4 separate regions of the Mus musculus genome follow, and regions 1, 3 and 4 are each linked to region 2. A link is a loop called in an ENCODE intact Hi-C map of the cell type or tissue named here. Cell type or tissue: left cerebral cortex. All regions are shown on one strand. Each heading gives the region's core, and the rest is flanking DNA. Links, peaks and the distances in the headings are about the cores only.

Region 1 (7,867 bases), core at 1,963-6,962, 310 kb after region 2:
ATGTATACATACATAAATAAAATGGCTGCACTAAAAATTTTGGGGGTGGCAAGATATCTTAGCTGAGGTGTCTGTTGCCAAGGCCTGAGGACCAAAGTATCAGACCTCTACAAATATATCAGTTTTAAGAATTAAAAAAAAGTAAGTATCATTATCCTGAGATTTAAAGCACAACTCTTCCTCTCAACAGGAAAGCAGTCCTTGACGGAGACAGGAACTCACTTTCTGCTGGTCCTTCCCTGAACACTCTTTGGCAACATGTCATTGCCACTCTTTCCAGGAAGGTTAGCAGGACAGTAGTCATACTCCTACCATGGAATCAAATCCAGTATCACAGCAAGGAACCTAAGGGAAGGGGACCCACCATCACCTGCCAAGCCCATTCTCCCCCCCAACTCCCCGCCCCCAGTGAAGCCAACCTTAACAGCTCCTGCAAACATCAGCTGAGTTCTAGCCTACCACCACGAGATGTCCCTTACTTGAGAGGCAGTCCTGAAAAATCCATCTCACTAAACTTTCAGAAGGCAAGCAGTTCCACTTGACAGTTGACTCATAAGACTACAGGATAATCCCTTCCTTAACTCACAACCAAAAAAAAAATTACCAATATAACAAAGTCCCTGCAACAATTTGTTGAAATTTTTCTATAGAGCAACAGTGACCAGAACAGAAGCTATTTTGGAAACAGTCTCTATCAAGCTGGTTTGCTTTAAAACAAACAAACAAAACTCTAAAACCCAGTACACAAAACACAAACTGTTGGTTCTCAGCACCCAAAGGTTCTACAATGCCAAGTTAAACCTAGGATGCAAAATATCCTGGGGAAATCACAGCAGTACTGAACATAGTTTTCAAGTCATTATTTTCTTACATAACATTTACACAAACTGGGGCATTTCAAATAATCTACAGGTGATTTTAAAGTATACTGGAAGATGTAGATTATATGCAAAAAAGTACACCTCTTTGAATTAGACAGTTAAGATTTTGTTATGTGCAAGGGTTCTGACCCAATCCTCTAGAATACCCAGTAGCAGAATGTAAGCTTAGCATGTGCCATGCCCAGAGTACTATCCCCAGCAACTCCTTGACAGCCCCTCCACAAAAGAACCCCTGCAGGAAATAATGAAGGAAACAACTGAAAAGGAGTATGAAAATGCGTAATCAAGAGATGAGAAATGTTCCCAGAAAAAAAAAGTTCACTAACTGGGAAGTAAGTGGGGAAAAAAGAAAAAGGCTCTTGGTTAAACAAAGGGCACACTCCATGACTAAGATGGCTCTGTTCTCCTAATATGTCCACTCTACCCCAGCTTGTTTTTACATTTATTTTTATCTTGCTGGAACAGAGAGAGTTTGAGAGAAGAGCTGGGCAAGTTCAGGGAAGGACATTCTGAGGATCTGTGGTTCAAAGGCAGTCTCCAGTCTCCAGCTCAGCACACTGGCCGTAGCCGTGCAGGAAGGCTTCCCAACCTTCAGCCGGACTCCACCTTCCCAAACACAGGCCTAGTCACCGCTCCTCCCAGAGTGGCCCAAACTGCTTCTCATCTCCAAAGCCTGTGGTGCCACGGCTGCTCCATGCCATCAAGAGGGAGAGTTTCATGCCAAGCTCAGCCTCAAGAGAGGCGAGTACAAGACACTCAGAGAGACCACAACACATTTTATTTAATTTTTTTTTATTTTCCTCCACACTGGCAAAAGTTCCGAGGGAGCTTAAAGTTTTGTAAACATTTTAACTATCCCTCTTCCCCACCCCCCCTTTTGAATTTACAAAGCAAAGGAGAGGAGTCTCACATTTTAATGGTTCCTATCTCCTTATGCTATTTGATCCAAAAACTATTTACAAGTTTGTAGCAGTCTCTGTATAGTTATTGTACACATTTAGGAGGGAGAGAGGCAAGAAAGGATAGGGAGAATGGTGATGCAAAATAATAAAAATAGAAACCAAATATAATCTTCCAATACCAAACTGCTCTGAGAGCAACTCCAGCCTTGTCCAGGCACAGATGCCGAGCTGCCCACCACAGCACCTCTTGCACAGGCCCAGCTGACCCACAGCTGCCGCCGAGGTGTTCGACTATCCCAGGTGATGTTCACTAGGCGAGGAGCAGAAGCAGTCAGAGTCTGTCTGTACAGAGCTTGAGTACACTTGGCCTTGCTATGGAGCAGGCCTCCCACTCCTGTGCCTGCCATCCCCATACCCCATTGCATCCTCCTGCATAGTGGTTTCCACGGATGAAGGTCTTAAAGATGGTCAGGCTTTGTATGTTCTCTTTTCAGAAAAGGCAAACAACTTGCCATCCCAGAATCTTTTCACAAGACCTTTTCAGGGCCATGGCAAAACATGCACACGGTGCTCTGAGGAACAGATGAAATTCCCAGCTTTTATCAGAAGCAAAAGTTTATCCCTATCCGAGTTGAAATTACACAAATTCATACATATGGTAAAGATGCCTCTTAAACGAGACAAATTTTCACATAAGGGCCCAAAACAAACTGGTCCTAGTCCTTGAAGTAAAAATATTTATGGGAGGAGGGGAGATCAGTTTTTATATGAAAGGAAAATTAAGTCCCTGTCCCAGGCCATAGGGTTTCTTTTGTCCAGTAGTAACGTTGGAATATGTTAGGGAGAACACAGCTTGCTTAGAAAGTTACTATCTAATGAAGAACACACGCATCCTTTCTTCAGAAAGAACAGCGAGGGTGTGCAACATCAAACAAGCCAATCTACACCCCTCTCAGGCCTCTGATGCAATCCCCACGTTAACAATGGTCATGCAACCTACAGACAGAGTTATGCCTGCCTGTGGCAATAGAGAAGTTACTGTCCAGGGGGTGATTTGTTGCTGGCCAATGTCTATTAACCATTAACTCTCTTCATGACTGCACCAGTTAAGGCCCTTTGCCGGTATGGGGTGGAATAGAGGGGTGGGGAGAAAGAACAAAACAGAACAAGAAAAGTGATAAGAGAAAGTGATCTGCTATTGGCAGATTCCAACACACTTCCAGGAGACAGTAGATGAAATCAACGCACAGTGAATGTGTGCTGGCAACATTAGCTCTGCTGGGGAGCAGCCCCAACTGCCACCCTGAGACAAGGGCTGGTCCACTAGGTACAGTCTGAGATGCTCACCAACAGTGATCTAAAGTAATCTTGGACACAAAGGGCTAGGAAAAAAAAAAGCCTGAGATGATTGGTTCTGTGATTTGTTGCAGAGTGACAGAGAAAATGGTGAACGTATGTTGTGTCCAATGAGGAGAAACCATGGTCACTAGGCGGGAGTGGGAAGGCTGGCACAGCGGCAGGAACTCAGTAGTCATCCAGAGTCTCAATCTCACCCATGTTCAGTCGCTCTGACGAGGCGTTGACTGAAAACCCTACAAGAGACAAAATAAGTTTATGAGCGACTGTTCTGACTGCCAAGTGGTTCAATTTCAAGCAGCTGGCTGGAATTTAAGTCTCTTATGCTTAAGATTTACACTAAACTGGGTACAGAAGAAAGACAAGAAGAAAGATGCAAGCATACCTATGCAGAAAAGGATCTCTGGTCAGTCAGACTGGAATGGAATCAGCTTAGGAGAGGCATAACCGACAGTAATCACAAGCACTGTGACATTAGAATACCTAACGCTACTGGTCACATGAAGGGACTTTTACAATAAAATCCATAACCACAAGTTGATTAGAATTTTAGTGATGGGCCTCTTGAGAGGGAGCAGCTCCAAGAAAGCTCCCCAGTTCCTCAGCCCTGGATGAATCCTCAACTGTTTCAGCTGTTATTTGGACGCCAAAAGCAAACAGTCAACGCCCTCCACTCTGCTGCGGTTGCTGGTACTGGGTGGGTTTTTCACACCTTCATTTTGTACCTCAATGTTTAAATTTTCAAATAAATACGCATTTGAAATGTTCTAATAACAAATAAAGTCTTGCATAATAAGATGGCTTAATTAACAGGATCAAAAATAAGATTTAAAAAAATAAAGAAGCCTGTTTACTAACTAAGAAGCTATGGAGAAAGCTGCTGTGTGACAAGGCACACACACGGAGAAGTGAGTACACCAAACTCCATACACAGGCCCAACCAGAAACTCCACCCACAACCCACCTGAGAACCCGTTTTTCCCTTGGAAATACTGAAGGCTTAGTGTTTGTATCTGTCAGGTGATGGTTTTACTTGGTAAGTCTAAAAACCTAAAGCCCAGCAGTCTATGAAATGAGCTATTGCCTTTATTATTCTGAAGCAGGTTTGATTTCAGTTCAAAAACAAATTAAGTGAGATAGAAACAACAAGTTGCATAGCACAGAAGAAATGTAATTTAAAAATCAACTAATATTAATCAAGATAGGAAAAGAGAAAGCTATTGAGAAATAAAGATTATTTGATGTTTTAATGTGCTGATTACAAGGTGAGGCTTTTTAGCAGACATGCTCTGACTTAACTGATTTAGGAGCTCAGTCAGGCATAAACTTAGCCTTCCAACTTCAAAAAGCAACAGCCTGTGAGTGCCATGAAAGGCAGGGCATCACAAAAGGGGATTTCCTCACTCTGCTGCTCCACAGACCACTTTCTACTAGGTCTACAACACTCACCTTCATGCTTCCTTTTAGGATTATGACAATGTCTTTGTGTTTCTACAAAGGGGAGTCTGACTGAGAGGAAGCTATATATTTTATCACCCCCAAATGGTTTACACGGGCCCCCTGGGAACCCTTACAATCAGTATGACCAGAGAAGAGTGAAGGGCGCCTAGAAGTGAAGTGAGGCTGGGGCGCCCTCTGCTGGTTCCTTTGCAGTCTGCTCTCTGTGGTCACTTTAGATCAAATTGGAACCTATTTTTCCAGTATGTGCATGGAAAAAAATTCTCAACCTATAAATTTGCAGGGAATACACCCATTGGAAAGTAATATATGAAAATGAATAAGCAGAAAAACTGAAAGAAAATTAAAAACTTTCAGAGGCATTTCCAGAAAGAGGGGTAAGTAGGCAGTGACTTGGCTTCAGTGGGAAGCTCTGCTCCTGCGCTGACTGCCCTTCCAAGCCTGAGAGAACTGACCCACCTCCCATGTCCTGAGAGATGCTGACATCCCTGCTGGGGTCTCTGGCAGAAGACCAAGACCACACTGCAAGGACAAACATCCGTGGAGCAGCCTCTCACACCTGTAAGCTACATCACAAGGGCTTCTCAGCTGCAAGTAGTTAGAAATCTGCTCAGCTCTGTCTGAATTTTATAGTTTCTGACCCATGTTTAATATTAACACTCCAGAGAAGAAGAAAATCGACTATGACAGCCAAGTTTCCATTAACTTCATGTTCAAAAGCAGTGAAGGATTTCATTTATCACTATTTATTTATTTATTTATTTATTTATTTATTTATTTATTTATTTATTTATTTATTTATGGGTTTGTTGGGCCAATTTAAGATACAAAGCAACTTACATTCATTACTTATGAAATACTGTTCCCTACCATCCCTGGAGTCATTTAAAGCCCTAATTTAGGCATCTGCTTTTTTTAGGAAGCTGCTGCATATGAGGACAACAGCTCTCAGTACTAGATATGGAGGCATCTACCACAGAAGAGTGGAGAAGGCCTGCAGCTCACTGGCCAAGACAAGTGGGTGTCCTGGCAGTGCAGTTGCCCAGGACCTACAGAAAGTGGACGTAACAAGCACTGCTTAGTTGAACATCTGCTTCCAGCAGAAATAAGCACCTGAACTTCTCAACTAGCTCTACTGTTGTTGTCCACTTTCGTTATTTTTGCATGAAATTCTAAGTAAGGCTTTAAAGTTTGAAGGACCAGAATCATACTGCTAGTTTGTCTATACTAGCACATGGGCAAATCTCCTACACTTACACACCCAGGAAATATTGCCTATTCTTAAAACCAGATAGTAAAATGAATCTTTACATGAAGACTGCAGCGATGTATCTGGTTACTGTCAGCACCCAAAACCTTCCTCTCACCCCACCTGAGAGTCCAGGCCTAGTCTTACCTAATAAACTGGGATCTGCTCGAACCATCTTCTGCTTTTTCTTCTTCTTGCCACTTTGCACAGCCTCAAAATTTGATTGTTGGTTGTTGCTTTGATTGGTCTGAAATACCGAATGGAGTGTACTATGGTTCATCCCCCAGACAGAGTCCTATGAAACAAGACACAACACAACTACAATTATGCAGTGCACGTGGATATGGACTGCTCTAAGAAAATGGCTGGCTTGCCTTTGCCTTGTCAAGTTTGAGTCTGTTAACAAAAATCCTCTGGCTGAGGAGATGGCTCAGTGGTTAAGGGTGCATACTATTCTTGCAGAGGACCGGAGTCTGCTTCCCTGTTAGGCAGTTTATAACTGCCTGTAACTGCAGCTTCAGGGGTATCGCATGTTTGATCATGTGGGTACTCATGTGTATATACTCACTGACCCACAACATACAATTTAAAACAATTTTAAACTATTTTAAAAATAAATCTAAAAAAAAAACAAAACAAAAAACCCTACCCCAGTCCCAGCAGTAAGTGTGGGCCACTGAGCTACCAGCCCTCACTCTCAACACTCTACTTGATGCCTGCTATCTCTACAAAGTCTCTCCTAGACCTTCAGGCTTTCACTTCAGCTCTATCAGAGAAGCCCTAAGTTTTCCATCGGATACAGTTATCTATGTCATCAATTAAGAAATGCAATATAGTCGGGCAGTAGTGGCTCACACCTTTAATCCCAGCACTCAGGAGGCAGACGCAGGTAAATCTCTGTGAGTTCAAGGCCAGCCTGGTCTACAGAGCAAGTTCCAGGACAGCCAGGGTTACACAGAGAAACCCTGTTGTGGAAAAAACAAAACAACCAAACAACAACAAAAAAAACCCCAAAAACCAAACAAACAAAAACAAGGGAACAAACAAAAGAAATGCAATTCACAGCATATAGTTATCAACACTATGGTAATACACACATCTGACTCACAGCAAAAAATGGTTGTTCTCTAGTACACAAGTCAAAGAACCAGTTGGCCATACACTAAAGGCCAAAGCCATGTTACTTATACAGGCAATCCCAGAATGTATTTGTTACCTGAATACTGCCCACACACTGGCTAACTGGTTAAACTATAAGACAGCTCACTAATCCTTTGTTCTTGCTGTTCTTAGATTCCAGTTCAAAGATCAGGGGCAGTGCCACGGAAGGAGCAGAGAAAGCACTGTAGACTAAATAGGCACACAGGAGAGCATCCCACAGGTGCAGTGTTTTCTGCACTACTTCATACCTCATGCTCCCGCAATGTCCCAAGACATCTGTTCTACTGTGTTCTGGTATTGGAGACCTGACACTGCCTCTTAATTTAGCCCTAAGTCTGCTTCACACAGATCTAAAATGCCTTGTGCTACAGTGTATTTTCCCACATCTTGGATCTACAACACTGTTATCATGTCTAATAGAATAATGAGGTTCAAGGATATGAGTATTTTTAGCCTTGCCAATCATGAACCTTGCCAATTTGTCTTTCAGAAAACATATATTACCAGCCCTTAAAGATCCCACATTTGTAAAGTCACTAAAGTTTATTTTTTATTGCCATTATGAGCATACTTGCTCAGAGAGGCAAAACAATATTTAACCCCCAAGGCACGTGTTCTCAGCTGACAAAGGGCAAGGGAGTATCCACCTTCCTACTTCAGTCACACCCTATAAGCATGTGTCTCTTTCTGTCAGTCATCTAGTACAATGCTTTCACATCTCTGTTTTGGCTTCCAAGTCTAAGGCTTAGATGCTATGGAGTACTTCTGAGCCCAGAAAGACTGTGCTGCATCCAAGGGAGAAGATGTGCAGTGGAGTCTGTACAAGTGAGAATGACAGCCGCACTGTGGGGGTGGGGAAT
Region 2 (7,504 bases), core at 1-5,000:
AGCAAAGGTTGTCTGCCCAACCTGCTCCATTGGCCTCCCATGCTGTGTTCTCTTCTCAAACAGCTATTCCGTGACTGACTGAGGATCAGCCAGACCTTACGTTCTATCCAGCACCTTCCCTAAACTGGCAAATACTAGTAACAACCTAAAATAGCGTGAACAGTAGGATTAGTTTCCTAAATTACAGCTTTGTAGTCTATCTAGTGCCTTCACTAGCCTAGCAAGTACAAAGATCCCACCCTCCAAAGTCTATAAACACCGAAAACTTCTTTCTTCTGTGGTTGTTGACAGATGTCCCAGATTCCTCTGCTCTAAGTAGATAGTATTATTTAAGGACCTGATCACCTGAAATTCATCTCAGCTCATCCCTCATTAACTTGGAAAGAATCTTCATTATTTAAAATATTTCCCATCTCTGACTGTTCCAATGGTTTGACACTCTCCTACCAATAGGTTATCCAGTTTTGAAATTTAAAAAAAAAAATCAAAACAAAACGAAAATGACTCAAGTTGTCTCCAAGATTATTATAGATGTTGTTTAATGCCCTTATATACACTCTATTTTTATGAAGCAGGCAGGGCATATCTTCACTCCCATTTTAAAGATGCACCAAACTAGAAATGTCTGTAAGGACCTAGTGAGATCTCTGACCCAATCTGTCAGATTTTAACTACATTATCTTTTAAAGAGAAACAAGAACGGAACCCATAAAACGTGTAAACAGATTCCTGGGCTACATTAATAGCCATTGCTCTCCCAGAGTGCAAGGAAGCAACACACCAGAGACAGCGTCCCTTTCCTGCTCTCCTTTTAAAGGGCTAAGTGCTGAGAAAGAGCCATTCCTCAGGAGAGCCAACAAAGGCAAATGCACAAGTGTCTTAAAACCAATGTCTAACCTCAGCCCCAACATTAACCCATACTGCAACTTCATCATCGTTGGCCTTGGTGCTTCATAAAAATTTAACATGAAACAATACATGCCAATTACTTAAAATGCTCAAACGTGTGTGCAAATCGAACCACTCAGGAAGCATAAAAAAAGTATGGGACTATTTTATCTTCTGTCATTTATACTGACTTAATTAGTCTGGAGTGTTTTTGATTGTCAAGTACATCCCCAGATGATTCTAACGTGTAAATAACTACTGATTTATCCCCATCAGAATGCAAATAGCAGTACTACGATTTCAAATCCCACTACCCGCAAAAACTTAGGAAGACTATGCCCAGGCTATCTCAGGAAGCAGATGGAACCTCAGGATCGAGGAGTGTCAACGCATTCGTTCAAATGTGAAACAGATTGGCTAAATTGGGAACACGAGGCACGAAAATGATCGTTGAGAACCCGCCTTAAGAATACAAGATACTTTCGATCCTTAAAATTCGCAAAGAGCGGCGAAGAGACCACTCTTTTTTTCTCACTTAAGGCTTTCAATAATAGCAAATGACCCAGTGGACAAATCCTAAAACTCAAATGTGTACCAACAATATGGAGAGGCCTGAGAAGTCAAAAACCACTAGTTCCACAGCATTCCGAAGAGAACGTCCATCTCTCGAGTTAATGCGTAAAGTCAATCTCTGTCTTGAACTCGATTCCTTAAACACGACGTTTTTGGAGCCTGACTACCTAAGTGCATCGGCGCCGCCTGGGTTATCGAGATTTACAACTGCAAACGATGTCTGTGGAAAGAACCTGGAAAAGGGGAACCCTCCATGATCGCGCCTAAGGTTTAAGCCAAAGAAGGAAGGTAAGCAACGAAAGGGCTCGAGACGTGCGGGACGCCAGGTCCCCGACGAGGCCGCCATGCGCGCGGGCGGAGCCGGGGTTCTCGCTGCCACGGCGCGTTCCACTCCCCGCCCCGGGCCCGCGCGTGCCGCTCACACTGCAGAATGATCTCCTCGAACGCCTGCCTCTGCAGTCGGTCCCGGCGCCTCAGTTCCTCCGCGATGTGACGCTTCCAGCGGGGAAAGTCTGCGGCGCGCAGGCCCGACGACATGCCGAACGCTGCCCCGGCGCCTCAGGGCGGCCGATCCGTGCCGACACTGGGGGGCTGCAGGCTGCAGCGTGCTGCCAGCCGCCAGCGAACAGAAGCCGGCCGCCGGAACCTCACCTTCCCACACAGGGCACCCGGAGGCGATCCGGGAAGATTTTCCGGTCTCTGCCGGAAATTATTCTGGAGAAGGCCGGAAGGCCCGCCTCGTAGCCCGACGTCCTAGGCCGCGCGCAAGCTCCCGGCCGAGACTTCGCGGGACGCTCTCAAATGACGCAACCTTGAAGCCGGAAGCGTCGGTGATGAGAGGCAGCCGCTGGGAGGCACCCTGGCTTCGCGGAAGAAGACAGGAAATGGGGTGGTTTTGTCCGGGGGTGTCTGTTTCCTTCCTCCTTTTACATTGTGTGTGCATCTTTTTTTTTTTTTTTTTTTTTTTTTTTTTAATTTCAGCTCAGAAGTGGGAGCTCCCCTGTGTATAGTGAATGATTGTCGTTGAGTGACAACCTCCCTAAGTATTAGGTGCCTAACCTGTAAAATGGGGGTAGTAATGGTATTTAACCGGAAGGTGAAAAGCCGTGAAATGTAATTTCTCTCTGCTGCATGGCAAAACTGTCTTCACATAGACAACTGCGTCCCTCCAAGACCTACGCAAACTGAATTTTAGCTCATGCCTGTGTGTGCCTTCAAGGCTGATCTCAAACACCTAGACTCAAACCATCTTTTTGGTCTTTTGGTTACTACGCTCTCAAAGGATATGAATCAATTGAGAGACACAGTTTAAAGAGAAATTTAGCAAAGTAAACACGCCAAAGAGAGGAGTGGATTTTTTTTTAAAAGATATCTTTGTTGGGGATTTATTTTTTTTTCTTAATGAAAAGGAGGTGAGTAGCATAATTCATGGAGTAAGGCCACCCATTTCTCTCTCAAAACAAGGAAGATTGGTTCAACCTTTTAGGGTACTTCTGGTTTTCCAGAAAAGCCCACAGGTTGAGGCTGGAGGAATGCAGACTGTAAACTCATACACACACATACTCACACACACACACTCGCCGTGGAGCCTTGGGTAGTATTATTATCACTTTTTTTTTTTTTTTGAGATTCACAATTTTTCTTTATATACATTTCAAATGCTATCCGGAAAGTTCCCTATACCCTCCCCCCGCCCTGCTCCCATACCCACCCACTCCCACTTCTTGGCCCTGGCATTCCCCTGAATTGGGGCAAATAAAGTTTGCAATACCAAGGGGCCTCTCTTCCCAGTGATGGCCGACTAGGCCATCTTCTGCTACATATGCAGCTAGAGATACAAACTCTGGGGGTACTGGTTAGTTCATATTGTTGTTCCACCTATAGGGTTGCAAACCCCTTCAGCTCCTTGTATGCTCTCTCTAGCTTCTCCACTGGGGGCCCTGTGATCCATCTTATAGATGACTGTGAGCATCCACTTCTGTATTTGCCAGGAAGACAGTTATACCAAGGTCCCTTCAGCAAAATCTTGCTAGTGTGTGCAATAGTGTCTGAGTTTGGTGGCTGATTATGGGATGGATCCCCAGGTGGGGTAGTCTCTGGATAGTCCATCCTTTTAGCTCCAAACTTTGTCTCTGTAACTCCTTTCATGGATATTTTGTTCCCTATTTTAAGGAGGAATGAAGTATCCACCTGTTGGTCTTCCCTCTTCTTGATTTTCTTGTGTTTTGCAAATTGTATCTTGGGTATTCTAAGTTTCTGGGCTAATATCCCCTTATCAGTGAGTGCATATCATGTGTGTTCTATAGTGATTGGGTTACTTCACTCAGGATGATATCCTCCAGATACATCCATTTATCCAAGAATTTCATAAATTCATTGTTTTTAATAGCTGAGTAGTACTCCATTGTGTAAATTATCACATTTTCTGTATACATTCCTCTGTTGAGGGACATCTGGGTTCTTTCCAGCTTCTGGCTATTATAAATAAGGCTGCTATGAACATAGTGGAGCATGTGTTCTTATTACCAGTTGGAACATCTTCTGGGTATATGCCCAGGAGAGGTATTGCTGGATCTTCTGGTAGTATTATGTCCAATTTTCTGAGGAACCGCCAGACTGACTTCCAGAGTGGTTGTACAAGCTTGCAATCCCACCAGCAATGGAGGAATGTTCCTCTTTCTTCACATCCTCCCCAGCATCTGCTGTCACCTGAATTTTTGATCTTAGCCATTCTGACTGGTGTGAGGTGGAATCTCAGGGATGTTTTGATTTGCATTTCCCTGATGATTAAGGATGTTGAACTTTTTTTCAGGTGCTTCTCAGCCATTCGGTATTCCTCAGGTGAGAATTCTTTAACTCTGTACCCCATTTTTAATGGGGTTATTTGAATTTCTGGAGTCCAGCTTCTTGAGCTCTTTGTATATATTATTATCCCTATTATTATCATTATTATTGTTGTTGTAGTTTATCAAAAGACTCTTACAAGGACCACAGAGACCGCCGCCATCACTGCAAAACGCATGAGGATTTTTATTGATCCAACATGTTGGGGACTTCCCTCTCAGCACGCAGGCCAGAGGAGAGACCCAGAACAAAGAAAGAACACACTTTTTTATACCTTTGTAAGGGGCAGATTTGAGCGACAGGGTTCTCATTGGTGTAGCAAGTAACTCTTTCAGGCATTGGTTGGTTTGTGTAGTGACTAAATAACCCTTTGGCCTAGTCCCTCACTTTTCTTGCCCCCCCATGGTGGGTTATTATGATTTGGTCAGCAAAGTAATGGTACATTTTAAACTTATGGATCAGCTATTAACGTCACAGCTATTAACATCAAGGAAATTCTCGCAACAAGGTCAGGGTGGTTTGTGGTCTTTGTCAGAATTTAGTGTGGGGCAGAGTAGGAGAATTGCTAATCTTGTTATGGTTATTTCTCTGAGAACAGCTAATATTATTTTAGCAGTAGCAAAGTTAGTAATTTTGACTGCTAAAACTATGTTTTTACATTTGTTTAGCCTGGCTCTGCACTTGGCCTGCTTGTATAGTTTGGAAAGTCCTTTTCAGAGGGGGAAGGTACTAGGTGGTCTTGAATTCATTTCGGATATTACAGTATTATCTAGGAGAGATGTCTGGTAGCTTTCCTGATGCTGTACTAGTTTTGTGTTCTGTTTGTTGTTTATTTTCTTTTAACCTGACGCAGTCTGGGAAGAGGGAACCTCCTCTAAGAAACTGTCTCCATAAGATTGGCCTGAAGGCGAGCCTGTGCATTGTTTTCTTGATTAACAGACTGAAAGCTGGGCTGGATGGCTCACTGGGGAGGCAGAGACAGGTGGGTCTCTCATGATTTGAGGCAAGCCTGGTCTACATGGTGAGTTCTGTGATAGCCAGAACCTGTCTCAAAAAAACCAACCACCAAAAACCTAAGACATCTGTTTCATCTCTGGCTCCTTTTTGGTGACCTTTCATGCTCCCGGAAATGATCGCATGGATCTCTGTTAAGAAAGTTGACGTTTTGCTGTGAATGTTGGGCCATGGTTTCACAATTGCTTCTCAAGCTGTACAAAGTTAGGAGCAGGGAATTAAGCTGTCTCCTAGAACCCCCTGCTTTCAGATTCTCTCCACAAGTTGCATTCTACCAGATGTTCTTATATCTGCCCTCTGGAGTAGCTGAGACTATCTATAGTCATGTGCCTCTGTGCTCAGAACCACTGACCTTAGAAATGCCTCACTACCACCACCACCACGAGAAGGAGATGGATGAAAATAGAGCTAATAAAAGCTGTGAACAATGAATCAGAGATTCTGTCCTTCATTATACTCCTAGGAGCCTCAGAAGGCAATCCAATACTAGTAGAAGTTAGAAGGGAGAAACTGATGACACACAGACCCTTAGAAAGATGGTGTACTGTCCGGGTTTATGTGTCAACCTGACACAAGCTGGAGTTATCACAGAGAAAGGAGCCTCCCTTGAGGAAATACGTCCATGAGATCCAGCTGTAAGGCATTTTCTCAATTAGTGATCAAGTGTGGAGGGCCCAGACCATCCCTGGACAAGTAGTCTTGGGTTCTATAAGAAAGCAAGCTGAGCAAACCAGGGGAAGCAAGCCCGTAAGCAGCATTCCTCCATGACTTCTGCATCCACTCCTGTCTCCAAGTTTCTACCCTGTGTGAGTTCCTGTTCTGACTTTTTTGTGATAAACAGCAATGTGGAAGTATAAGCTGAATGGACCCTTTCCTCCCCAACTTGATTTTTGGTCATGATGTTTTGTGCAGGAATAGAAACCCTGACTAAGACAGATGGCTTTGTTTGACAAGCTCACTTGAACAGAAAAATTGGTTCAGAATTGTCTGAACATCATTCCCTTTAACAGTCTAGTGAATATGTTGCTTTTAGCAGGTTAGTAAGATTGTAACAAGGACCAATGAAATGGCTCAGCAGGTAAGGGTAATTGTTGCCAAGCTTGGTGACCCGAGTTCAAGACCTAGGGCACATACACTAGAAATAATGGACTCCTGCCAGTTTTCCTCTGACCTTCACACATACATACACACTGGGGCACTCATGTACACACATAGACACAACACAGGTGCATGTGTACAAACAGTAAATAAAATTTGATTAAAAAGATATGGAGCCACACAATGTAGGATTCACAAAAGGGGAATGGAATGTCAGAGTCTTCTAGTAAAAAGATCCTTCATATGCATCTAACCCTCAAGAGACTTGAGGCCTCAGGGAGTAGGGAGATCTGGTGGGGGGTGGAGTGGAGACATTCTGTTGGAGACACGGGGGGGGGGAAGGTATGGGATGAGGAATAGTCAGAGGGTAGACCAGGAGGGGGATAAAGACTGAACTATAAAAAAGAATCAAAGAATAACAAAAAAGAAGATCCTTCATAGACAGTTAAGAAATCGTTGGAACAGAACAAACATGGAGAACAGGTTCTAGACCTGTAGTAAGGATACCCCAATAGTTTCTCTGGAGGCATTAAAGGGAACCCTGGGAATCACATGTAAGTTATTTCCTCCTGCAGGGAAGTAAATGAGGAAGCAGGTCCTGAGAGTTATCTTCAACATGGCACCAAATCTTGTCAACTAATCATGAGAATTTTCTGACAGGCATATAATTAAAACATAATTGGTATGTTTGCTAATTTGCTCAGCTAGCAACCACTTGAAGTTATGTCAAATAATATTTTGATGCATAACCATATGCAAAAATGTTTGTCATAGCGTTGCTTCTAATAGTGTCAAGTTAGAGATGTTTTTTCCAACTTGAAGAGATTGGTTAAATTATTGTAGATTCTGTCAGTTGCTCATAGAAAAACCAGCATATACCATAGATCTTCTGTGTTAAGTACTTGCCTGAAGAAGCCTACTTAGATCTGGGTTCAGATATAGGCAGCTGGATGCCAGCACTCTGTCCATGGTGACCACTCACCCACATGATTTCCTGTCCAACTGGCATTGCAGCTCAGCTTGACTGGGACCCATAAAACAAACAAATGTTATTTTATATTTTATTTTTACAGACAGGGTCTCACTA
Region 3 (7,867 bases), core at 1,424-6,423, 540 kb after region 2:
CTCTAGGGAACCCAATATCCTCTTCTGGTCTCTGAGATACCCACAAGCACGTATGCATATATACCCAAACATGTAAACAAAAGTGAAAAATAAACCTTTAGGCCAGATAATAGTGGCGGAAGCAGGAAGACCTTGGTGAGTTCAAGGCCAGCCTAGTCTATAATAGTGACTTCTAGGCCAGCATAATGAGAGTGTTTCTAAAAAGGTAAGGAAGGGGAGGGTGTAGTGGGAGGGAAAAGAAGAAAAGAAACTTTGAAAAACAAAACACTGGAACTACAGCTTTGGATTTGAAGAGCCTCACGTTATCATTATTCTCCGGAAGGGATTTAGTATCACAGGCCCTTCCTTCCTTCTTTCTATTTTTCCTTTAAGGTTTTTCAACAAGACAGGGTTTCTTGAGTAGCTCTAGTTGTATACCTGGAAGCCTTGAACTCAAGAGATCCAACTGCTTCCACTACAGACCATTTCCTAATGCCATGAATTATGACAGCAGACTTCAGGCTCTATTTTGAATACTGAGAGTGCTGATGGCAAACCTCTTAATGTTATAAGGGGGGGGGGGGGATGTAACTTAACAGAACCCTGAAATGCCTTTCCCAGCTCCTTCTCTGATCCTAATGTTTAACCAATTGTTCCTAACATAAAGGCTGCAATGCAACTGTACTTGGAAACTGGTCTAACATTCTCACATAGTAGACAACCAAAACTGATGGCTTGTGTGTTAGCTCACATCTATAATCCCAGCACTTAAGACAGAACTGTGGCAAGATCCAGACCAGCCTCGTATTACACAGCAAAAACTGTCAGAAAACCAATTCTGCACAGAGACTAAACATGTCTATCGCATATAGGGGTGCAGGAAAACCTTTGGTCAACAAGACAATACTGGTGTTAATTGCACTCAGGGTCTCCACATTTACAAATGTAGTAAAGAGACAGGAGGGAAGGTAAGGGTGGGCTGGGGTGAGGAGCCTGAACAACTGTATTGATGGCAGCCACAAAAATAATTTTATCAGAATCCAATTTTATGAGGACAGATAATATAAACAATGAAACTGTCTCTCTTATGACTCTCTGTATATAAAGATTCAATAAATATCTGCTACAATAAAAATAAAAATCCTCAAACCAAACCCCTTTTAATTTTTGTATATGCCTTTCTGATCAGAGCTACCATTCCCACACATAAATTACCTGCACATACCTATGGATGTCTAACAACTGACCTAAGGACTGAACAAACATGACCTTGGGGAAACAGCTCAGCCAAGTAAAGAAACTAGAGTGTTTAGTAGGTTACTAGGAAAGGAGCTACACAGCAACAGAAATGCTGGTAGGAGCACCAGACCAAGGGATGTTTCAGCAAACAACTAAGTACTCACAGAGGCAAAGGTGCCAATCTGCTTGATGTTCTGCTCATAGCTCTGCGAGCTGGTGGGACGGCCAGGGGTTCTCCTCGAGTACCAAAAGGTGTAGTTGTACTGCAGGGGATGCTCTGCTGGTCCAGGGACAACAGCCTGGGAAGTGCAGAAGGAACATTAGCTCACAGTCACAGCAAACTTGTACTTCATTGTCACAATGCTGAGAGGCCATTTTATTGGATTGTTTATATTATGTTCACATTTATATACTTTATTTGTGTATGTATACATGCACACATGCATTCGTGCACATGGGTGCTTGCAGAGGCCAGAGGAGGGTTTGTGAGCTATCTGGCATGGGTGCAGAGGATCAAACTCTGGTCCTCTGGAAGAATAGCAATGCTCTTAACTACTAAGTCACTTCTTCAGCACCTTGATTTTTAAAATTATGCTTATTACTATCATGCATGTGTATGACAGACAGAATGTGAGAGCATGTATGCTATGGTGTGTAGCTCAAAGGAGAACATTCAGAGAGCTGGCTCTTCCCTTTTCACTGTGGGATCTGAGGATTGAACTTAATCATCAGGCCTGTGCCTGATGAGCCATTTCTCTGATTCCTAATAAACATTTTACAGTGCCACTCCTACCAGATGTGGTGGCACAATCTTTATCCTAGTACTGGGAGGCTGAGACAGAAAACTGTCAGAGATCATCTTCATTATCAGACTGAGTTCCCGGCTAGTCAGGGCTACACAACCAGACTGTGGATTTTTGTTTTTGTTTTTTTTTAAAGTGTATTTCTTTATCACCTTCACAACTGAAAATAATACCATAATTTCAATTATTTGCAACCTTCTGAAGTCTGCTCACACAGTATACTCTTTGCTAGTTAGCTGATTCTAAGTTGCTGTAACACAACTTTCTGCCTTTCTCATAACACGATGGGTATTCATTATCTCAACATATGCCCACTCCAGTACCACCTCCCCAACATCCACTACTAAAGACTGGCATACTAAGGATTTCACTGTGACATTTCCACACATCTCTACCAGGCTTTGACCACACCCAGTGACCCATGTCCTCCTCCTTTTTACCCTCTTGCTCCCTCTCCATACCTTTCCTCTTTCTTCAGTGCTAGGGATTGAACTCAAGGCCTTATACTATATATACCACTCACAGAGTGACATCCTAGTCCCTGATCTTCTTGTGTATGGGTTTGAGAGTGTGCACAAGAGCACAGGGATGAGAAGTCTGTCCAGCCCCCTCAACCTTGTTTTAAGAACAATCAGAGATTCCAAAAGAGGGAATCTGCTATAGAGAGACTCCATGAGATAACCAAGGCTCACTACACCTGTATCATCACCCCAAACATACCTTCCTCTTGCCACTGCTCTGGCTCTTGTCTCGGTCTGTTTTTTCCTTCTCACCATCTTTCTGTGTGCTGTTTTCTTCATTCTGATCATGGTCTCCACTGTCATCATCTTTTAAGCTACATAGGAAAGCAAAATAATGTCATTCCATGACTAAACTATTTGAGTTACCTAACAAAGCCACAAGGTCATAGCCCAAGTCACTTGAATCCCAGGCCTGTGAGGCATATCTGAAAGGCAAAAGGAAAAGCAAACCAGGAATATTAAATAAAAAACTATTAAAAAAAACTATTAAACTAGCTACCCCATGAACTCTAGCGAACAGCTTTCTGTTTTCCAACAGCATAACAAAGCAGTTAAAGAGATGTTTTTTGTTATCAAAGACAAACTCGTAATGAGAATTTCTGGACAAATAATTCCCCTGACATCTGAAAGTTAAACTTGCCCATCTGTATACTGCTCCTTCCCATCTCTCTCCTAGCTGTCCTCACTCCACACCTTAGGCCATTATCCTTCTCCAGTCAAATAGGTCATCATCAGTCTATAAGCAGGTCTGATGTCAGTCTCTCTTCTCCATCCATCCTCTACACTTTCTAGGTGTGAGTCTGTTATTGAACCTGCAACCTTAAGATGCTCCACTGCCAACTTCCTAATTACCTATCCTCTAGAGTAGCACACAACACAAAGTGCTTTTCACAAAAATTTAGAAATTGTGTCTCCTCTCCAACAACTCTTCCCACTGGCAAACACCTCGCTTCTAGCTCAAGGTGCAAATCCTTCCTGCCTGTTTCTTCTTCAAGACATTGAGGTTTCTTTAGAGCAATATCATACTTCATCTCAGTATCACTGACACCCAAAACAAGATGACACAGAATAAAGGCTAAATGAAAACAAAAGGAGGCGTGGATATGTTGTCTCATAAGTAGAGTCAAACATGAAACCACCTATGACCCACCAGATGCAGACAAAAACAAGCATGTTAGTGCACAAAGATAAAAGTGCATTTGCTCAATCTGCTCAGCTTGCTCAGAGGGTAAGGGCTCTTGTGCCCAAGCTTGCAGACTGAGTTCAACCACGGGAACCTACACACTGGAATCTTTAATACCTAATGTATAAAATACACCTATAAATAATAGGATGAATAAGTCATGTGTTGGGGTACCTGCTCTGCCTAACAGGCAGCCATACTGCAAGAGATACTCATGTAGCCATTCCCTGTGATACAGATCTCCCCATCCCCACCCTGGTCAAGACCCAACTAGGTAAGGCATAGGAGCAAAGGGTAGTCTGGTCTGCCTAGTAACCTAGGCCTCAGAACCTTTTTTCAAAATAAAGAATTCTCTCTCTACATTGATTTCATCCAAGAGAGCAAAGACCAAGAATTTAGAAGCTAGGCCAGCTTTAGGGTCCATGAAAGAATCAAGACTCGGAGCAAAAGGAATAGGCAATCCAGAAAGAGAAAGGTGTTGGAACTGATGAGCAAGCAGAGCTGGACACTGCCATCTGTCTGCTGCTCAGAGGTATCACCAGTGCTTAGTAAACTTCCTTTCCCTTGGTTAAACTTGTTTTGCTTGGTTTCCTTTTCAAGTCGAGCCTGCCTTGGACACAAGACCCATGGATTAAAAATTACCAACATTTACCAAGCAGCTCACCGGGTACCAGAGTACCTGTCCTCCAAGAACTGAGGAGAGATAAGGTATACAAAGGCTCAACTAGGTGCAAAGGGCCATTCTGTTAGCATGTCTACAAACATTCCCTGCCTGTTCCCAATGAACCCCTTCCACCCTGCTGTGTCCATTCATTTGAACAAGAATATCTCATGGATTTTTCTACTGCTTCAGTCTCATCTAGGGACACAAGCCCTTTTGTTTTCTCTTCAGCTCCTAATTCCTACTACAGCCTCTAAAGTCACTTTACTAGAGTTTGGTTGAAGAAGGACAGTCACCTAGGACTTCTCATTTTTGCCAGCCCAAGAAAAGTGTTCTATTCCTTTCTTTTCTAGTGGTTTTCTTTTAGACACTACTAGGAAACAAAAAGAAAACAAAAACAGTTAAGGCAGAGAAGAAACAATGCTATTATCATTTTGAAGCCATCTCAGACTCCTTTCTAAGCCAGCAAATAGGAACCTCAATGGACTTCATTTTGTCTTTTTACGCCCTGACCTTTATTTTAGTTTTGGCTGTGCTGGTAATAAAATCCAGCACCTCCTTCACAGAAGGCAAGGACTCTACCAATAAACATTGCTTTCTCTCTCCTGCCCCCCCCTTCCCTTTCTCTCACATCTTATGAAAAGAGGTCTCTCTATGTAGCCATGGCTGTCCTGGAACTCACTATGTATACCAGGCAGGCACTAAACTCAGAGCTTCGTCTACCTGGGATTTTAAGAGTGTGTGCCCCCATACCTAGGCTGCTTTCATCTCCTCTCTGCACATAAGCAGAGACCTAAGCAAAGGCAGGCCTGCTTTTCAGAATCGGTTCTTCCTGGCTTAAAGCAGCAGCACTCTGCAGGCTAACCTATCCAATTCATGTTCAGACTAAGTGACACTTGGGTTAGCTTTCCAAGTTCCTGTCCAGGTAATTCCCAACACCGTCCGAACTAGGCAAATTCTGTGCAGGGAGGAACTTTAATTTTCCACTCTTATCTCTAGCAACACACACGAACATAAAACAAACATGTTTAAGGGATGGATCTCCAAACATCAAATTAGGTAGTTTAGAAACACTTAAAAATAGGCCAAAAGCTAATGACAGAAAGAGAACCATATAAAATAGGAACCAAATCAAGGCTGGCCTTCCAAAACCCAGGACCTGAAAACCAAGTTTATCACAGTTGGGGCTGTACTTCTTGAGAGGGCATCTTAGAGTTTCACATGTTAATAACATGAAAGGCAATGAGACCTTACCACTTGTTGAGTCTAATGACCACCCTTTAAAGCTATTAGCAGCTTTGGTCACACTTAGAGGCAGAGCCCACATATTAAAGGAGGTTAGAGGGCCTCTTTAATCTGTGTCCATCAGATCATACTACTGCACTCACTGGAGACTACGCTTTGAGAATGATTCTGGAAAATTCTGGGGAGATGTTATAAAGAGTACAGACTCCAAATAAGGAGCAACATTCTACAAACTGCAGGGTTTTCACAAGAAAATCTGAAATGACAAAACCAAAACCAGGGACAAGGGTACCATTTTAATTGCTAATTTCAAATAAAAGCAAGCTTTTATTTTTGTCCTTTATTGCAAAGTTAGAAGACAGGTGGGGTTGAAGAGATAACTCAACAGTTAAAAGTACTAACCGCTCTTCCAAGTCCTAAGTTCAATGTGAGCAATCACATGGTAGCTCACAACCATGTGTAATGAGATCTAATGGCCTCTTCTGGTATGTCTGAGGACAGTGACAGTGTCTCATATACAAAATAAATAATTGAAAAAAAGAAGAAGAAGGAGGAAGAGGGCATTAAAAGACCCTACTCTTTACAACAGCTCATAGTTATAAACAATTAAACCACCCAGCAAATGTTGATAAAGACACTTGAACAAAGTAGAAGAGTGAGCCTGAGCTGGCCCTTTAGGCTATCTTGCACTAGTTACTTAACCTTGAAAAGCCTCATTTTCCTTAACTATCAGAAAACATGCCAAGATCTCTTTTGCAGAGTTATTAGGAAGAAGCTAGTGGGAAATAGAGAGGAATATAATACATGCAATAGGGACTTGGGGGACAGCTAGAAGAAAAAAAGCGAGCTAGAGAGGGACCACAGCGAGTCCAGTGGGGGCAGGGAAGAAGGAGAACAAAGTAATGGCCTGAGTATGAAGGTGTCCTAATAGAACCTGCTACTTTCTATGCTAACCTAAAAAGTTAGGAAACAAATCCACAGGGATGCCTCTGGGTGGCTGCAGTGGCTAGACTAAGAATGACCACCATAGGCTCATATATTTGAATGCTTAGTCACCAGGGAGCAGAACTGCTAGGAAGGATTAGGAGGTGTGTGGCCTTGTTAGTTAAATAAATAAGTAAAAAAGAAAAAGAAAAAACTTGTCATAAGAGTTGCCCGGCCGGGCAGTGGTGACACACACCTTTAATCCCAGCACTCGGGAGGCAGAGGCAGGCGGATTTCTCTGAGTTCAAGGCCAGCCTGGTCTACAGAGTGAGTTCCAGGACAGCCAGGGCTACACAGAGAAACCCTGTCTCAGACCCCACCCCCACCCCCCAAAAACAACAACAACAAAAAAACAGTTGCCTGGTCATGGCATCTCTTCAACAGCAACAGAACAGTGACGACGACAGTGGCCAACATAACCATCCTTATTCAAGACAGGCAACCTAAAAACTATCTTCTTAGGATGCAGTTTGATTTGTTCCAATAGGAGAAGAAGGGAGGAAGGGCTGCAGGTATGAAGCTAGGTATTGCAGGGCCTATGACAGGAGACCAATGGATCTCTATCCTGCTGGACTCTGCTAATAAGCAAGGTGGAGAAGACATCAGGTCTTTTCTCAAGAAGCAGAGCTCACTCAGCCACCATGAAAACCTAAGGAAGAGCTGGCTGTACAACTGGAATCCCCATCCCAGTACTTCCTGAGTCTGCACCTCTGAACTCACTGTATTGAAAACCTGCAGCTTCACCACCTATCAGTGAGTCCACTTTCCCTTCACAGCTCATGCTCAGCATTTTACACAGTACCTCTAAGTATTGCAGAGCGTGATGTGGTCCTTCCGGTCCTAACCACTACAGAGGTGAGATCGATGGCTCAGACTGGAGGACTTTTGTACTGTCAAACAGCTGGTGGGCTTAAAACTAAAAATGTAGGCCTTTGAATGATAAACCAGATTTGATCACTACAAACCATAGAGAGGAGGGAGCACTGCAATCTACCCAGGGATACAATTCTTGTGAAACACTAACTTAAGTGGGGCTAGATGAAAACGAAAATTACTTTTAAATGCTAAAAGATTTAATCGTTAGGAGGGGAATGTTCTCACCCCCCCATCCCCCACCCCAACACATATTTCTTCTCTGTACTTCCCAACTGTTCGCTGCGGGAATTGGAGATGAATGCAGGGGTGGGCAGCCACTAAGAGTTGAAAGACAGGGACGGGGTGGGGGATGAAGGGAGGGTGGTGGTCGGGGAGG
Region 4 (7,867 bases), core at 1,869-6,868, 280 kb after region 2:
GATGTTCCCCAACATCTGGGTCAGCTGGAAAAGGAAGAACAGCACCTAGGAAGAGCATATTCAATAACCCGGGGGCCCCAGGAATATGAATGGTTGGAGTCAGGAAAAGTCTGACCCCTGGGAGGAGAATGAAGACACAAGGATTGGGCTTCTGAATTAGAATATGGCCCCTCCTGCCTGAGTGAAGGTCAAACGCTTTTACTACCCCATCCAATGTCAGTCCTCCAGAGACGGGTCCTGTGTGAGTTGATCTCTAGGAATAGGGTGAATGAACCTGAGCCAAGCCCTCCCGCTCCCTACCCTTCTCCTGCTCACACTAGGCGGAAGCGCTTGGGGCCAGGAGTAGTGGCGGGGGCGGGGGGGGGGGGCACTCAGGCACACTGCGGTGGGGGCACAGCAGGGGACACAGTGAGTGGTACTTAGCAGACACTTGCGCTCAGGCGCCCTGCATTCACTCACTCGGGGCGCAACACATGCACGTGACCAAGCATGCACATGTTCTCTGCCTGCCACCCACGACCCCCCAGGCACGCGGCGTGGCCCAGCAATACGCCCCCATCCAGGTTCGCACGCGGCTGCACCTGCACACGGGCTCGCACACGCGGGGATACGGAGGGGACAAAGGAGAGCACAAGATGCAGAGTCGCCGCGGGCCGGCCTGTGCGGCTCCTTTATTGGCTTCAAGAAGCGGAAAACTTCCTTAGCGCGACGACCACGAGTGCCAGCACCACGCAGGTAGCCAGCAGGGCAGCGATCACGATGGCTGCAATGGCGCCTGGTCCAAGCGATCCTATGGAGGACAGAGGACCATGTTACCCCTCCCCTTCCCAAATCCAGCCCAGGCCTGCCCTTCAATGCCTTCTTTACCTCTCATCCTCCTCCCTCCCCTCTCCTTGCTCCGCCCAGGTCCTACCTCCATCCTGGTCCACCCTGGCAGGAGGGGTGCTGTCCTCTGGTGCTGGAGCAGAGGTGGGGAACGGAGGGCCAGAGACAGCAAATTCCTGGTTGTGGCTTGTGCTCTCCAGGGGACCTTCACCAGAGGGCAATTCAATAGGCTCGTTCCACAGGGTGGGATCGGGCTCCTGGGGACCCTCTGCTGCAAAGTCAAAAATAGACAGTGGAGCTCAGGTAGTCTGTGGGCAGGGATGCCAACTCTCTCCACCAGATCAACTAAGGGATGCCCTACACCAGCTCCCACATTTCACAAGGTAAGGCACCTGGCTCAGAAATTCTCTCCTAAGTTTGGGAAACCATTCACATGTGACCCACAAAACACCTGTTGAGCATTGAAGCCATTAGAAGACAGATTGATAGGGGGCAGAGAGCCAGGGACAGTTGCAAAAAGTGGGGGTTGCTCTGTCCCCCAGGGCAGATACAGCTCAGCTATCACCTGGGGCAAAAGCCTAGTCAAGGACCTTTGAGGGTACCACTTCTCAGACGAAGGCTGGGAGAAGCCAACCCTGGGCCTCTAGCAGCCCCCCTACCCGTCTGCCCCTTCAATCCAAGACAGCATATTGCTGCTTGCAGGAAATGGGGGACAGATGAAGGGGAGGTGGCCAGCAAAGGCAGGCTTCCCACACTCCATCGGTCTCAGCACCCTGAGCTGCATTTCATCAACAGTCCTCTACCTCTGGGGCTGGGAGTCGGCATGGTTTGGGGTACTCAGGGATCCCAGAGTGAAGCAAAAAGATAGGAAACACAGGATGGATACCAGTCACATGGCCTGATGTTTCCACTGCCTCAGCCTTCCCTCCCCCTAAACACACACCACTATAAGAAGCCCAGTCTGTAAAGCCCAGAGCACCACCCACTAGGCCAGTGTCTCCCCCATGACAAGTTCAAGACCAGGCTGGTATCAGGCTCTAAGGTCCCCTTAGCCTGTCTGTCAGGTATCTCAGCTGGTCCCCTGACCAAGGCTTGATTTCATCTGGGAAGGAAAGCCAGGGGCATTCAGCCCCAAGCAGGTTCCATACAGAGACCCAATGGATATCATTCGATCATCTAATTAATTAGCTGCCTGCGGCACAGGGATCATTTTATTCCTAATCAGAGTAAAGAAAGTCAAGGTTCAGGTTAAGTGGAGACAGCCATGGTGGTCCAAAGCCCTGGACAGGCTAGTGATGGCTCTGTCTTCCCAGTGTCCTCCAGTAAAGCTGTACCTCTCTTACCAGCTCTTCCACAACTTGCAGGTCCCTGGAACTCCTTTGAGCTAAGGGCTCCATCTTTGGGTGCCTCTGTCCCTCTGTGGACAGGCTCAGAATAAGGATAGCCCAGGATAGACCCATGAGACTGGAGTGTTCCTGTTCATGGTTTCCCCCCATCTCCCAGGGTAAACAGGACACAGCCAAAGCCCGACTCTGGTCAACCTCAAAATAACTAAGCCCTTCAAAAAACAAAAACAAAAACAAACAAACAAACAAAAAACGCCAAGGTCTGGAAAGGAGAAAGAAGTGTGAGGGTTTGTTCTGGACCAGGACAGGGAGGGGTCCTGTGTTCTATCAGAGAATCTGGGTAAGGCAGGTAAATACAGTGCTGGGGTTACTGTCCCAGTTTGAAGCCACATTCTGGTTGGGAAAGAGACTGCCCTTGTTCTCAACAACAGAGGTCAAATGATGTCGGCAATTTTGCTTCTGCATTTGGGCCTGGGTAGCTATGTGGCAAATAGTGGTGACTGGTGACCAGGTAAAATCTGTGCCAGAGTTCAGAAGATAATTTTACAACTTTTTTTTTTTTTTTTTTGGTAAAATTGAAATCTTTGCACCATAAAATTTTGGCAGATCCCTTAGGATTTTGGTAGATCCCTTAGGATTTTGGCAGGTCCCTTAGGATTTTGGCAGGTCCCTTAGGATTTTGGCAGGTCCTTTAGGCATTAGCCTAAAGCATCTCACAAGCCTGGGCCGGACTTGAGACTCAGCTTGTAGGTAGGGACTACCATCATGTGCCCCGGGGCGTCCCAAAACTAGACCCCCTTTTCAGAAAAGACTGGCAAAAGGCCCACGAAGACCTTTGCCTCCTACTGCAGAAGCCTCCCTCTCATAGAGTGGCCCCAGCCAGCCTCCCTCTAAGCGTGGAGAGTGCTCTGTGAGGCCACAGTGACCTGCTTAGAGGAGGCAGTGTTCATAGTCTGAGAACCACAATGAACGACCTCAGGTCTCAAGCAATCTAGTGTCAGGCTCCTAGGGCTGGAAAAAAAAAAGCAAGTATGCCTGCCATTCAACAGGCCTTGAGGTCTGGGCTTCATAGACTGCCTGTCTGTCCCGAGACTCTTCACGACACACCCAAAATAGACAAACAGGCTGGCCCCTCCCTATCCCACCTCTACTGGCCAAAGCTCACCTCCAGTACCAGGCGTCTGACCAGGGAGGCCGCCCAAGGCTTCTGAGTGCCAGGGCCAGCCAGCCGAAGTGGTGCCTACTTCCTGGCCAGGGACTGAGTTTGCCCCAACCCACCAAGGAAGGGGTGCACCTGTGGGCCGTAGCCAAGGCGTTATCTTGTTTTTCCTATGCAAGCCATGTTCTCCAGACTTAGAACATTAAGAAAGAGCAGCAAGCCAGCTCCCTTCCAGTCATCTGGTGAAGCCAGGAACTATAGGCCAGTGTGCCAGGAGGAGAGGGGTGAGGGTGGGGAGGAGGAGGCCTGGGAGGTGTGTACAGGGGCCCCGGGAGCAGAGTGTAGAGGGCAGAGGCAAGCGTTGATGGAGAGGGCAGGCACGGCAGGAGATTTCTGTTCTGTCCACCTTGGCCACAAGGACACTCAAACACCATGACAGTGAGCAAGGTCACAGGAGTTTCTGTTCTGGCAGAGGTGACACGGTGTCAGTGTCACAAGCTTGGATACCCCAGGCTGTCCCCTTAACCCCACCACCCCAAGCTCCTCTGCCTTTTGGTAAATAAGTTTGTTCAACGGTTGGTCTGACCACAGGCCCCCAGGCCAGGCGCCCATGCTCACAGACGGCCTTTGTGCAGACATGAAGAGCCTTTTCATCCCCACCCTGGCCTCCTGCCCACTCAACCTGGCCTGCTCCCCTACCTCAGTGGCTGTGGCCACCAGCTGAGGCGGGAAGGGTGGCAGGCTGGAGTACCCCAGGAGTACCCCATCTCCTCTTTCCTGCTATGAGACTGCAGCCCAGGAGAGACAGGGCCACAGACCTCGTACACACCTGTGCAGACCTATGCGTCCATGGCTAGTTCTGAGAACCTCCTATCTCCCCACTCCCAGAATAGCCAGAACCCCAAAACCCAAGGTGGGATTTGCATGCTCATGCCTGCTGTGGGCCCGCCTGTTCCTAGGGGAGAAGGAAGTCGTGGAAAAAGAGGGAGGTGAGGTCAGGCGAGGTCTTGGCTATTCCCAAAGCTTCTGTGGGAACAGAAAGCCCACCCACTAGAGTTGTGTATGTATAATCTGACCGGGGCTCTGGCTAGAGGCTTAGGTTGGAAGAAACCTAACAGAAACCTGGACAGGAGCCACTAGGAAGGCTCCAGCTGCAGGGTCCTGCCAGGCAACAGCCTCACTGTGGCAGGAAGCGGTGTGGGTCTCAGCTCCAAGTCCTAGGCAATAGAAAATGCCTCCTCCCACTGTAAGTCCTAACTCAGGGGTACTTCAGGCTACATTACCGAGCACAGCTCCCACTCCAGAAGCTGGGTGTGTCCCAACATATGAGAAGAGATGGTTCTCCCCAAAATCCATTCGGGCTTTGAACCCTGCTCACACTCTGAACACTGAGTGTTGACTGGACATTTGGCCATCCTCAGAGCCCTGCATTGAGCCCTGGTGAGGCCTTAGCATCCCACTATGAGGGAGGCAGCGTAGTGGGTGCCACCTTCTACAGATTAGGAAATGGCCAAGAGAGGTATGAGCCAGGCTGGGCAGAGTCAGGTCTTTAGCTATTTCCTGGGGTGTTGAGGGGAGGTAGAACGGCCCACAGACCACCGTCACCATCCTGGGGTGTGGCCGCGAGTTCCGAGGCTATGCTTCTACCACAGAGGTGACTTCTTTCCTTTGTAGACACACAGACACCCCTAAAGTTCAGGCAGCAATGTTGTAAGACAACCAGGGAACCCAGAGGCCTTTCTGCAGACTACTGAACAACTGCGCGAGATTTATTTTCTCATAATCAAAGCCTATCTGTGCCTATGTCCCTGCTCTGAAGCAGACCCAGAGCAGGCCTGCCATGCAGTGTTTTTTTCAGACCCCAGAGAGGCCACCTAGGGCTCAGTCCAGTTTCCTCACTATCCTGCAAAAGACTCTAAGAAATATTTATCTCTATGGGGACAGCACCTAGGTCGTAAGTCAGAAGGAAAGGGTTTGCAGAATTTAAAGGAATCATGAGTCTCTGGGTTTTCTGCCCAGAGGGTCTCTGGCCTTTAGCCCTTTGCCTTATGTCTGATGAGTCCTCCAGCCTCCCAGGTCCAGAAGTCTCCAGGTGTTCTAGCGGCAAAGTATTACCCCAAGAACATCAGACAGCCAAATGTACCAGACCCTGATACCCAAGTCTTTTTCAATGGCCACCCATCCTGCTGCTAACATACATCATCTTACTCGGTTTCTACCAGCCAGCATTGTGGGAGTCTCCCAGAATCACCACAGCTGGGAATCCCACCTTGTGTGAGGGGCTTGTACCCCATAGGTACTGGAGGATCTGGTCCCAGTGGTAGTTATTGGCCCTGAGAAGTTGGTAGCAGCAGAGCTGAGGGCCTGCGCCCCTTACCTGTGAGCACCGCAGGGGCCAGGACCCCAGAGATGAGCAGCAGCGCCACGCGCAGGGCCAGACAAGATGCCATCCTGGCAGGGAGTGAGCAGTCTTATGGGACACAGAGGACTAGGCGGCTGGGCTCAGGCAGCGGGAAAGAGGCTTCAAAGAGCTGGGAAGGGTTTTCATCAATGCAAACTCTGTCCTCCTGGGACACCGTGCCCGCCCCTCACACATGCACGCGCATGCACACACACACACACACACACACACACACACACACAGAGAGAGAGAGAGAGAGAGAGAGAGAGAGAGAGAGAGAGAGAGAGAGAGAGAGAGCGCACTCAGACAGACCTGCAGTCCTGAACTACCAAACAGCCCCACCCTGGAGAGGAGAGGAGAGGAGAGGAGAGGAGAGGAGAGGAGAGGAGAGGAGAGGAGAGGAGAGGAGAGGAGAGGAGAGGAGAGGAGAGGAGAGGAGAGGAGAGGAGAGGAGAGGAGAGGAGAGGAGAGGAGAGAAAAGGGGAGAGAAAGGGAGAGAAGGGGAGGGGAGGGGAGGGGAGGGGAGGGGAGAGAGAGGGTTCCTTTCCTCTCTCTCTGTCTCTGCCCTGCTCCCCTCCTCTTTCTCTTCTCTGTCTCTCTGTCTCTGTCTCTCTGTCTCACTCTCTCTGTCTCTCTCTCTCTCTCTCTCTCTCTCTCTCTCTCTCTCACACACACACACACACACACACACACATATTCCTGGACTAGTGAAAGTACAAACTTTCCCAGCCTCCCAAGACAGGAGCCTCACCCAGGCACAACAAATGCCTTGAGCCACTGTGCTCAGGACTCTGGGAGACCCTGCTCAGGACCCTTCCACTGGCCCTTACTAAAGCTAAGGTTGTGAGGCATTTTCTATTAAAGCCCCTTGGCCAGCCGCTCTAGGCCCCTTCCAGGAAGGTCTCAATGCACAAGTCCTTCTCCCTGGCTCCCTTGTTCTTGTAGGCACTCTCCACTAATCCAGAGACTCAGTTTCACCTTTAAGCCTGGGCTTGGCTCAGAGTTCAGCTCACTACCTTCCCAACAGGTCTGACCAAGCACATTGGCCTCCTCAGCCTCTGCCTACACCCACAGATGGACTTCAACACACGCGCGCACACACACACACACACACACACACACACACACACACACACACAGGTGTGCTCACCCTGCAAGTTCCCCAAGTCTCTTAAGCCCCTGAGGCTCTGCTACTTCATAGTTTTCCAAACAAAAAGGCAAATTCCCTAGCCAGTCTTCCCTCTGCTTTCCTGCTCTCTCCCTATGTTCCAGCTGCTGGCCCCAACAATAGGGCTCCTGCAGGATACTAGCGTGGCTCCTGCCCCAGGGCCTTTGCACTCTATCTTCTTCCCTAGAAAGTAGTAGCTACACTCATCATCATGTTTCTCCAGGTCTGAGCTTGGTCAGTCAGCCTGTGTCCTGTCGTTGGGTCACTTTAAGGTTCTTCACAGCACTTACATTTTTATGAATTTTCATATCGCTCCCCCTTGTGTGTTCATTTTCAGAAGAGAAGCATGCACACGAGGTGCATGAATCAACCTTTCGTTGCTGTGACAAAGTGCCAGAGATGACTTTTTAAAAGAGTTTACTCTGGCTCATGGCTGCAGGTTTTATGGTCCTGGTCAACTTGTCCTGTTGCTTGAGCCTACGGAGAGGCAGAGCATCACAGTGGTGGCAGGGAACAGGGGAGGCTGCGGTTCTCACAGCAGAGGAAGAAAGGCAGGGAGACACACCTGGCTGGGGACAAGACACACTTTGAAAAGCATGCTGAGGTCTACTCCCAACCAGGTTCTGCTTCCTTCAGCTGTGAACCCATCGATGAAACAGCTAAGTCACTAATGAAGTTACCACACACATAATGCAATCTTTTCTCAATAGTGCCACCAGCTGGAGACTATACCTTCAACACACGAGCCTTTTGGGATGACACTTCATATCCAAATCATAAAAAAAAAAAATGTGCAGAAATTTTGTGTACAGGTCAGCGAACTCTTGTATCCATGTACATGTGTGTAATCTCTGCCCCCATCAGCCAAAACCACGCTCGGCATGCCAGCATGGCTCCTCTCAAGCCCACACCCACCGATGGGCATCTTTGCTTCTGGTGCTGGGACATATACTGCCCTAAGAGTGTGT

What was found. Peaks named below come from ENCODE experiments on the same cell type or tissue, not always from the same donor. Only the 100,000 strongest peaks of a DNase experiment are listed, where the experiment ranks them.
Region 1: a loop joins it to region 2, with 6 times the contacts of the local background. A loop is called at or near these places in 18 of 42 quality-filtered maps.
Region 3: it touches region 2 in a loop (3-fold over the local background); 5 of 42 quality-filtered maps call a loop at or near these places.
Region 4: a loop joins it to region 2, with 2.6 times the contacts of the local background. A loop is called at or near these places in 3 of 42 quality-filtered maps.

Annotation. Positions count from the first base shown.
Region 1 is chr1:87,444,586-87,452,452 of GRCm38, reverse strand. It overlaps Gigyf2 (GRB10 interacting GYF protein 2), which reads right to left. Exons shown (of 29, transcript NM_146112.4): 28 at 5,994-6,141; 29 at 1,643-3,375. The coding sequence ends at 3,308. Among named protein-coding and RNA genes, the nearest start is that of Snorc, 22 kb to the left of the region's middle. In left cerebral cortex, for the core only: a CTCF peak has its summit at 4,780 (motif pointing left); DNase peaks (open chromatin) are centred at 3,337 and 4,767.
Region 2 is chr1:87,750,694-87,758,197 of GRCm38, reverse strand. Atg16l1 (autophagy related 16-like 1 (S. cerevisiae)) reads right to left here and starts at 2,187. Exons shown (of 18, transcript NM_029846.4): 1 at 1,884-2,187. The coding sequence starts at 1,998. Gm33517 (predicted gene, 33517) reads left to right here and starts at 2,452. Exons shown (of 4, transcript NR_157047.1): 1 at 2,452-2,873. In left cerebral cortex, for the core only: CTCF peaks have their summits at 2,302 and 3,370; DNase peaks (open chromatin) are centred at 2,240, 2,627 and 3,406; H3K4me3 peaks cover 2,012 bases; H3K27ac peaks cover 1,226 bases.
Region 3 is chr1:87,214,570-87,222,436 of GRCm38, reverse strand. It overlaps Eif4e2 (eukaryotic translation initiation factor 4E member 2), which reads right to left. Exons shown (of 7, transcript NM_001039170.1): 2 at 2,742-2,856; 3 at 1,383-1,517. Among named protein-coding and RNA genes, the nearest start is that of Eif4e2, 4.6 kb to the right of the region's middle. In left cerebral cortex, for the core only: a CTCF peak has its summit at 4,245; a DNase peak (open chromatin) is centred at 4,293.
Region 4 is chr1:87,468,252-87,476,118 of GRCm38, reverse strand. It overlaps Snorc (secondary ossification center associated regulator of chondrocyte maturation), which reads right to left and starts at 5,918. Exons shown (of 3, transcript NM_028473.2): 1 at 5,708-5,918; 2 at 914-1,096; 3 at 637-790. The coding sequence starts at 5,780. The coding sequence ends at 681. In left cerebral cortex, for the core only: no CTCF peak of the experiment used is centred there; DNase peaks (open chromatin) are centred at 2,194, 3,011, 3,386 and 3,951; H3K27ac peaks cover 71 bases.